Regions from separate parts of the Mus musculus genome. Here region 2 is linked to region 1. The links are chromatin loops, found by intact Hi-C in ENCODE. Cell type or tissue: gastrocnemius. All regions are shown on one strand. Links, peaks and the distances in the headings refer to the core of each region. The heading gives the core; the rest is flanking DNA. Region 1 overlaps Rffl (ring finger and FYVE like domain containing protein). Region 2 overlaps Unc45b (unc-45 myosin chaperone B).

Evidence for each region. Hi-C counts contacts between places; a loop is a spot of excess contacts. Peaks named below come from ENCODE experiments on the same cell type or tissue, not always from the same donor. Only the 100,000 strongest peaks of a DNase experiment are listed, where the experiment ranks them.
Region 2: a loop joins it to region 1, with 16 times the contacts of the local background. A loop is called at or near these places in 1 of 42 quality-filtered maps.

What each region holds. Positions count from the first base shown.
Region 1 is chr11:82,839,644-82,844,034 of GRCm38, forward strand. The region is part of intron 1 of Rffl (ring finger and FYVE like domain containing protein); the gene reads right to left. Among named protein-coding and RNA genes, the nearest start is that of Rffl, 29 kb to the right of the region's middle. In gastrocnemius, for the core only: no CTCF peak of the experiment used is centred there; no DNase peak of the experiment used is centred there; H3K27ac peaks cover 653 bases.
Region 2 is chr11:82,911,277-82,915,667 of GRCm38, forward strand. It overlaps Unc45b (unc-45 myosin chaperone B), which reads left to right. Exons shown (of 20, transcript NM_178680.4): 1 at 1-83; 2 at 404-571; 3 at 1,119-1,155; 4 at 1,928-2,103; 5 at 3,774-3,863. The coding sequence starts at 404. Among named protein-coding and RNA genes, the nearest start is that of Unc45b, 2.2 kb to the left of the region's middle. In gastrocnemius, for the core only: a CTCF peak has its summit at 3,882 (motif pointing right); a DNase peak (open chromatin) is centred at 3,895; H3K4me3 peaks cover 3,784 bases; H3K27ac peaks cover 1,234 bases.

The DNA of each region.
Region 1 (4,391 bases), core at 80-4,079:
CCTTCCCACCTGCTTCATACCTCCCCCCTCATTCACCTCACTCTGACCTTCTATCACTCAGTTTTCAATCTCTCAAAAAAAAAAAAAAAAAAAAAACAAAACAAAAAAAAAAAACGGTATTCATTTCCCCAGGCAACACATTTCCTGGCTGGAGTATTCTTCCCAACACAGTTCAGGAGGAGGCTGGTATGGGTCTTGAGTTCACCTCCCTCTAACATAGTTGTCTGGCACATAGCAGGGGCTCACTGCATTGGCTGAAAGAACGCACCCCATGGTTTTCTTTCTGGCATCTGTCTCACCCTTGTTTCAGGACTACACTTCTGAAAGGCTGCTAGATATCCACTACTCAAACGTGGCGTAATAAGTACATTAGAAACCAAACCTTCCAACGTTTCCAAACCAGTTCCTCCACCTCCTGAAAGCAATAATATGATCTACACTGTAGACTTCTCAACAATGAGTTTCTCATTCATTTGCTCCACCTGTCCAAAATCCTAATCACCTCTGAAACGGAATTCGAGGATCACTTCATTCATGAATGCATTTAATCAACCGGTTACTCATTCAACAAAAACCCAGAGCCTCTTACAAGGGAAACTCACTGTGTTAAATACATGAAAAGGAAGAAGACAGTCAAATCATCTCACAAATATTTAGAGACTGAAACACTGTGAGGCGCTTGACACTAGGAGAAAGAAAGAATTGAGTTAAGCCTCAAGAAACAAGCTCTGGTGATGAGCTGATTGAATGAGATGTAAGCTTATGACAGAAGCTAGGATGAGAGTGGGCGGGTCAGCCAGGTGCAGGAAGCAGAGCAGGGGTGGCCCATCCTAAGGCACTGAATGGGCTGCCTTATATTAAACCTGTCCCATACTCATGTTGCTGGTTGTTACCTGAGAGGACACAGTGTCTCTTACAAACCAACACACACACCCCCAGGAGATGCTGAGTCACACGTCTGGTACCTAGGAGTCCAAGCTTGTAAATTCCCCTAGGTGAGTTGGACGTGCATACGCCTGTCTATCCACTCAATGACTACACACGGATCCTTCTCTCCTGAGAAAGCACTAAGGTCAGTATGGTATACTGTCTCCAAATTAGCAGCAGTGATCCTAACCATACTTAGTACATGTCCTTTTGCATGATGACTTCAACACTATCCTCCAGGAAGTCAGGCTCACACACTAGCCTGTTGGCTCTGGGCTATATTTAGCCAAACCAACGCAGACAAAAGTGATCAGTTGGAAGATTCGGACCTTGCAGCTTCCTTTATGGCCTAGGCGCTTGATCTTGCTCAATGAGGAGACAGATAGACTTCATGGAGGACAACCAAGAAGTCTCAACCAACAACTAGCAACAAGACCCAAGCATGTGAATAAAGCCAAGTGATCCGTGCTAGCATCACATGGAGCAGTGGTCCGTACCAGCATCTCTAGAAGCACCATGAGCCCTCAGGGCATAGGCAACAGCGCTGGGCTGGGCAGGGCGGGGGAGGGGAGACAAGAATACACATGCAGAGCTTGCAAGAATACACACTACCAAAAGCTTTGGGGTAATTTATTCTACATTAATCCATTTAAGTGGGACAACACAAAATTCAAAACTTTTAAAAATTATTTACATTTCAAATGCTATCCCGAAAGTTCCCTATACCCCCCCCCTCAAAACTTTCAATAGCGGTCATTCAAGTGTTTCCTAATTTTGATGATCCTCATATTCATCTAAATAACTCCCTCCCCTTAACTTAAGGGCATTTTTACTGTTCAATCTCTGAAGCTCTTGTCCTGGATAATCCTAAAATTTGCCCTGTAGACCAGGCTGGCCTTGAACTCAGAGATCCACCTGCCTCTCCTTCCCAACTGCTGGGATCAAAGGCATGGGCTCAAAATGACCACCTGGCTATTTTTCAACTCATTCATTTCTCAAGTATAATGGGACCAAAATTGCATGTCATTTGTATCTAACAGATGTTATTTCCAAGCCTCAATCAGTTTTTCTATAATCTAATTTCACAGTTCAAGTGTATAAGTAGCCCCAAAAGTTATGGTCCACAAACGTCTATGCGACCTTCTCTGCTCCTCACACAGTTCGTTCCACCTCATGCCTCCTCTCTGGTCTCACAGCACGACCGGAAGCTGCAACACTTGGAAAGCCTGAAGGACAGTAACTCAGTGGAAAGGGGCTCTGGCCTAGAAATGAGGCACCCAATCCTCGGCGCGGCGCTCAGGGCGTGGCAGGGGAGGGGAGACAAGAATACACTTGCAGAGCCCAAGAAGTTGGAGCTAAGAGTAATGGGGTCTTGCCACAGGTCAGGAGGCAGGATCCCTTGAGTTCCTCCTCCTACCTTGATTGTAAAGTGGCCTTGTAAAACAGTGACCCTTAGCTCTTCCCTTCTGAGCAAAGGCACCCATTATGTAGAACAGGACAGTGCTTATTTAATTACAAAGACACCAGCTAGTTGCTTAATGCATTAAAAGAACACTTCCCCCGCGTCTGAATTGTACATGAATAAATGTTTCTATATGAGAACTAGTTTATATAACCACTAGTTTAAATTAAAAAAAAAGGGTTCGGGGGAATAAAGCCAACCCAACACAGGGTTATAGTAGGCATCAGATAAAATACAGAAAGCATTTTGTAAAGCACTATAAAAATGTTGCCAGGCAGTGGTGGTGCATGCCTTTAATCCCAGCACTTGGGAGGCAGAGGCAGGTGGATTTCTGAGTTCGAGGCCAGCCTGGACTACAAAGTGAGTTCCAGGACAGCCAAGGCTATACAGAAAAACCCTGTCTTGAAAAACTAAAACAAAACAAAACAAACAAACAAAAAAAAGCAATGGGGTTAAGCTGGCTCTGCTGCTCCTGTAAAAGACCTGGGCTTGGTTTCCTGCACCCCATCAGGCCGCTCACAACTGCCATTAACTCCAAAGCCATGATCTGATGCTCTCTTCTGGCCTCTGAAGACACCAGGCACACATGCAATGCACATACGCACATGCAGGCAGTCAAACATATACACAAAATAAGAACACAGGACAGCATGCTGGGCCGAGACTTCAGCAAGCCCTTCAATTGTCAAATGAACTCAGAGTGACCATCTAGATGGCAAGAGAAACATACAACAAGCAGCCATGAGTCTGCGTTCATCCAACAGGAACCCAAAGCATCCATCTGATGAGAGCATATGGATCTTATAACACTTAAAAGACATTTAGACAATAAAGACATTTAGAATGTGGGGTGATCCCTAGGGACCCATTTCAGCCACTCTGCCTGATAGAACAGGCTCCAGACTGAAGACCTGAAGTCAGTCAAGGAATGAGATAACTAGAGAATAAGATCGAAAGTGCAAGAGTGAGAGAGAGAACAAGAAAGGGGGAAGGGAGGAAGAGAGAAGGGGGGAGAGGAGGGAGAAGAGAAGAGAGGGGAAGGACATTGAGGGGAGGGAGACAGTTGTAGAAACCCAAATAAGGAAGAATTATGAAACTTGGGAGGTCAAAGACTTCATAGATGTACAAATCTTTGGGGGATGAGATTCTGTCAGTCACGGAAGGGGCTGTTAGGGAAAGGATTAATCCTTAAAGCAGTGCTCCTCAACTTCCTAATGCTGCCTCCCTCCCTTTAATACAGTTTCTCAGGACCCCCCAGCCATAAAGTTATTTTCATGGCTACCTCCTAACTGTAATTCTGCTACTGTTGTGAATGTAATGTAAATATCTGTGTTTTCCAAAGGGTTTTCTGGACATCCCCAAAGGGGTAACAACCCACAGATTGAGAACCACTGCCCTAAAGGGTTATGTCATGGCCAGGGAATGGACAATGACCAGTGACGGTAGCTAAGGGAGATGGAGGCAGGCTGGTTCTGAGGAACCACAAGACAGAGTCAAGTCTGAAGTGCTTTACAAATCCTGGTAAGCAGCAATGGTTTAAGAAGTCTTGGGCAACAAGTGGAGAAGATGGGGGTCTGCCGAAGCTAACCATGAGAGTTCTGAGCAGGACTCGCACCAGTCTGTCTTTGGTATGTGACATCTTAGGAAAGAGTATTCTCTATGTTTGAAGAAGGCAGGCCCTGCCTGTAAGTATTCACAAAACAAAACTCTAAGCCAGTAGGGTGCTTAAAGAAAACAAAATGCTTAAAGAAAACAGTAAAAACTGTTTCCTGAGGTTGGAGAGACAGCTTAGCAGTTAAAAGTACTTCTAGAGGACCCTGGTTCAATTCCCAGCACCCACATAGTGACTCACTATAACTGCAGTCCGAGGGGATCTGATGCCCTCTTCAGGGCTTGGCAGGCACCAGGCATGTATGTGTATAGTGTACATACATACATGCAAGCAAAACACCCATACACATAAAAATAAAGGGGAAAAATGCTTGTCCCTCACCACCACCAG
Region 2 (4,391 bases), core at 186-4,185, 72 kb after region 1:
GCTGGGAGCAGCAGATCAAGCTGTCTGAGGTGGACCGCAGAGCTCAGAGCAGTGCCTAGGAGGAGGCATCGTGCAGAAAGACTGTGAGTAGGCTGGGAGCCTGGGTAAGGAGAAGATGGGAGGACTTTCAGGCCTTCAGGCCTGCTTTGGTTGAAAGAGACAGATAGGGAAGCTTAGGGACTCTGACAACCCTTTCAGTGGGAGTCAAGCCCCAAACAAACACCAATGTCCTTTGGAAGGAGTGGTCAGTGGATTTAGGGGGGCTGGAGTGGATACCTTGCCAGCAGAATTACTATCCTACACTGCGAAGAGGGAAACCTGGGGCCCTAGCTATCAGGCTAAAAGCCTTGTCCTGGGTGTCCAGCAAAAGGCTGACCACACAGGGCTGTTGGTGTCCCCGCAGATGGCAGAGGCTGAAGCGGCACAGCTGAAGGAGGAGGGGAACCGGCATTTTCAGCTCCAGGATTACAAGGCGGCCACCAAGAGCTACAGCCAGGCCCTGAAGCTGACCAAGGACAAGGCTCTGCTAGCTACACTCTACCGGAATCGGGCAGCCTGCGGCCTGAAAATGGTCTGGGACAGGACAGCGTGGGTGGGATGAGGGAGGTTAAGGCTGGAGGCAAGGCTGTGATGGCCTGACGGAAGTGAGCCATCATCATCCTCACTATGCCCTCTAGACCCCTTGAGTTGGCAAATGTGCCTCCTGTTACCCCGGCCACTGCTCTAGAGAAGCAGGAATTCACCAGTCACAGTTGGCCCAACACAGGTGCTTTTCATATGTTGGGCCACTCCTCTGAAGAGAGCCCTGCGACAGCCTATGCTCTCATTCTCATATCTCAGTCAAGAAACCCAAGGTTCAGAAAGCGGGAGTAGCTTGACCAAACTTTCCCGGGTCGCAGAGGAGCTGGCATTTAAAGCTAGGGTTGCCTGGCACTACAGCCTGTGCTTTTCTGTACCAGGCACAGGGTGCATCCCAAGCCCCTGATAACCTGCAGCACCCCCCCCCCCACCCTCCCCCCCCCCACCCCCGCCTCCCAGGTTAGCTCCTCCCCTCACTTAGGGAATGCTGATTCCACTGGGCCCTCCCTAATCTCCAATCTCTCGTTCCTGTTTCTCAGGAGAGCTACGCCCAGGCAGCCTCGGATGCTTCCAGAGGTGAGCTCTACACTTTACCCTCACTCAGCATGGCTGAGCAGTAGCTTGGATCTGGCTTTCATTGTTATTACGTGCTATGATAGTCTGTAGGTTCTGAAGGCTAAGAAACCACTAGAGAAAGAAATGAGGTATCTGGCAGTATGTAGCTCAGGGAAGGTGGCTCTCAGGTGGAATAAGGAAGGTTTAATTTCACTTTAGGGGCTTCAGAGCCAGACCTAGGATAAGGAGACAAAAAACGACAGGGAGGAGTTTGGGCAGGAATAGGGAAAGGGTGTTTATTTGTTTGTTTGTTTTTGGGTGTCTTGGAACTAGCTCTGTAGACCAGGCTAGTCTTGAACTCACAGAGGTTCAGCCTCTGCCTCCCGAGTGCTGGGATTAAAAGTTTCCATAGCCATCCAGCTGTGACAGATTTATTGATGGAGTTGCCTGGCTGTCTCAGGAAGAGGGGAGCACCCTATTTCTGGGAATATACAATCCTCAGTAAGATGGAACCCTGATAAAAATGGTTGGGGAAGCACTGGGAATCAGATAGAAGTTGGGGAGTACTGCTGGGGGGGATGCAGGGGGAGAGGACTTTTAGTCTTGTCTTTTTGCCAACCTTGAGACTCTATGGGTCTTTCTCCCAATCAAAAAAAAAAAAAAAAAAAAAAAAAAAAGGTATGTGCCAGCTAGTTCAAATAAGGAAGACATCCTTATCCTTCCTGGGCAGTAGTATAGGGAGATCAGTCTTGTAGCCCAGCCTCCCTGAGGATCTGCCTGTCCCCCTCTGTAGCCATTGACATCAACTCTGCTGACATCAAAGCATTGTATCGGCGATGCCAGGCACTGGAGCATCTTGGCAAGTTGGACCAGGCATTCAAGGATGTGCAGCGCTGTGCTACCCTGGAGCCAAGGAACCAGAACTTCCAGGAGACACTGCGGAGGCTCAACACCAGCATCCAAGAGCAGGTAAGCTGGGCCCTTCCAGAGAATGTTGGCAGCTTCCATCCCGTTCTTAGGGGGAGATGGGCTAGGGAGGTTGAGATGGGAGGACAGAATGAGCCCCGTTCTCTTCAGTTTCAATAGAGATAGCGCAGAGCATGGGCAGGCTCCATGAAACAGCTAGGCGAGTACGGCTGCCTGTGAGTGATGGAGAGCGCCGTGGTGCTGAGTGAGAGCACAATCTACTCATGGCTACAGTTCTTCTACATTTCAGATGGAAGCTTTGAACATGAATTATGATCACCTAGTGAGTCTCCGTTATTAGAACTCTAGGGGGATTAAAGTAGCCAGGAATCCTGGGGAATCAGGAAGACCAATGGGGACTAGAGGGTCAGAGTCTGTGGGAACATGATATCGTTTCCGGGTAGATGGATAAAGGCATGAAGAGTCCAAGCCAGCGAGAAGGAGCCCTGAATCCTCCCCTGGCTCAACTATTGACTTCTCTCTGGTTGACCCCTTAGACATGTCGGCTTTCTCCTGTACAAAAGAGCAGGAGAGCAGTAGCTCACTCAGCCCTCTGCTCCAAGGCATCCTGTGTGGCTGGACCATGTTACTCAGACTCAGTGTGTGTGTGTGTGTGTGTGTGTGTGTGTGTGTAATGAAAAGGAGGGAGAGATGAGAAAAGGGGTGGGTGAAGGAGGGGCCTGCCCACCCAAACAGATGAGCCCAGACCAGCAGGAGGGAGGAGCAAAAGCTCTCAGCTGTAGGAGGCATGGAGGGAGCAGGAGGATGGTCACTTAGACCACCTTATGAAAGATTCAGAGTGGCCCAGGGTGTGAGGGTCTAGATCCCCAAACAGAATGGTTTCCACTCATCTGGTGAAATGTCTGAAATCTACTTCTGGTGTGTTCGTTTATTTAATTATTTATTATATATACATGTACACTGTAGTTATCTTCAGACACCCCAGAAAAAGGCATCGGATCTCATCACAGATGGTTGTGAGCCACCATGTGGTTACTGGAACTTGAACTCATGACCTCTGGAAGAGCAGTCAGTGCTCTTAACCACTGAGCCATCCCTCCAGCCCTTACTTCTAGTTTATTAGCCTGGAGATAGATTTCTAACTTAATCTCCAATTCAATGTCTAATAGTTGATTGTTTATGAGATTCTTGTTTGGGATCAGAGTCTCTCTATGTAGCTCTGGCTGTCCTAGAGCTCGCTGTGTAGACTAGGCTGGCCTTGAACTCATAGGGATCTGCCTGCTTCTGCCTCCTGAGTGCTGGGATTAAAGGCATGGGACATTATCTCTGCTCCTTGGTACACCTTTCTATCTGTGGCATCTAGAACAGTGCCTGGCATAAAGTGGTCATTCAGTTAATGTTAAAATTATTATTAGCATCATCATCATCATCATCATCATCACTAATCGTTATTATGAAGGGGTATGGAGGCAGAGGATGTGGAGGCTGGTTTTCACTTCCCAACCCTGAGAGTTTTGCAATCAGCTTAGGTCTCAGGGCTTGCTCTGCAAAAGCCTTTGCCAGCTGAGCTATCTCACACGCACACCCTCCCCCCATTTGTTCAAAAATGAACGGATGCGCTAGGGTTTAGATTAGATCTTTTTTCTGAATTGAATATATGAAGAATAGGTGTGCACCAGCTGCCTGCTTCACTTAGGGCTCTCTCTCTTCAGCTCCGTGTGCAGTTTTCTACAGACTCCAGGGTACAGACGATGTTTGAAATTCTTCTGAACGAAAACAGCGAGGCTGATAAGCGAGAGAAGGTGAGTGATGCGTCATTCCTGCCAGCAGAGGGCGCTCTCTCCACGCGGCTCCCATGAAAGGATTCCTTGGCCTGGGATGGTAAAAGGGCCATAACCACGGCTATGGAGAAACCTTGGCTCCACTCCGGGTTAATCTCATTAGAAAACGGCACTACAACAACCACATATGGTCCCAGTTACCTATTTTGTACATACACTACACACATGGAGTGAAAACATCCAGGCAGAGTGGAGCCTGTGGCCTAAGTCGGGTTGATCATGAATTCAAGGCCAGCCTAGACTACACAGTAAGACCAAGATAAACCAAAGCAAAATGTGAAATAGGAAATGTGTTCCCTGGTTCTACTGAACAAACTTTAAGTGTGTTGTAGCCACAGGTAAAAGCAAGTCGGGCAGCACAGCCACAGAACACACTCACCTTGCAGAATCCCATCGGAGAGCCCTACTCTAGACTCCCTTCTGTTCTTTGGCATTTTAATTTTCTACAATTCCCTAAAAGGAGAAGAGAGTCTTTTAGAGAGACTTCAA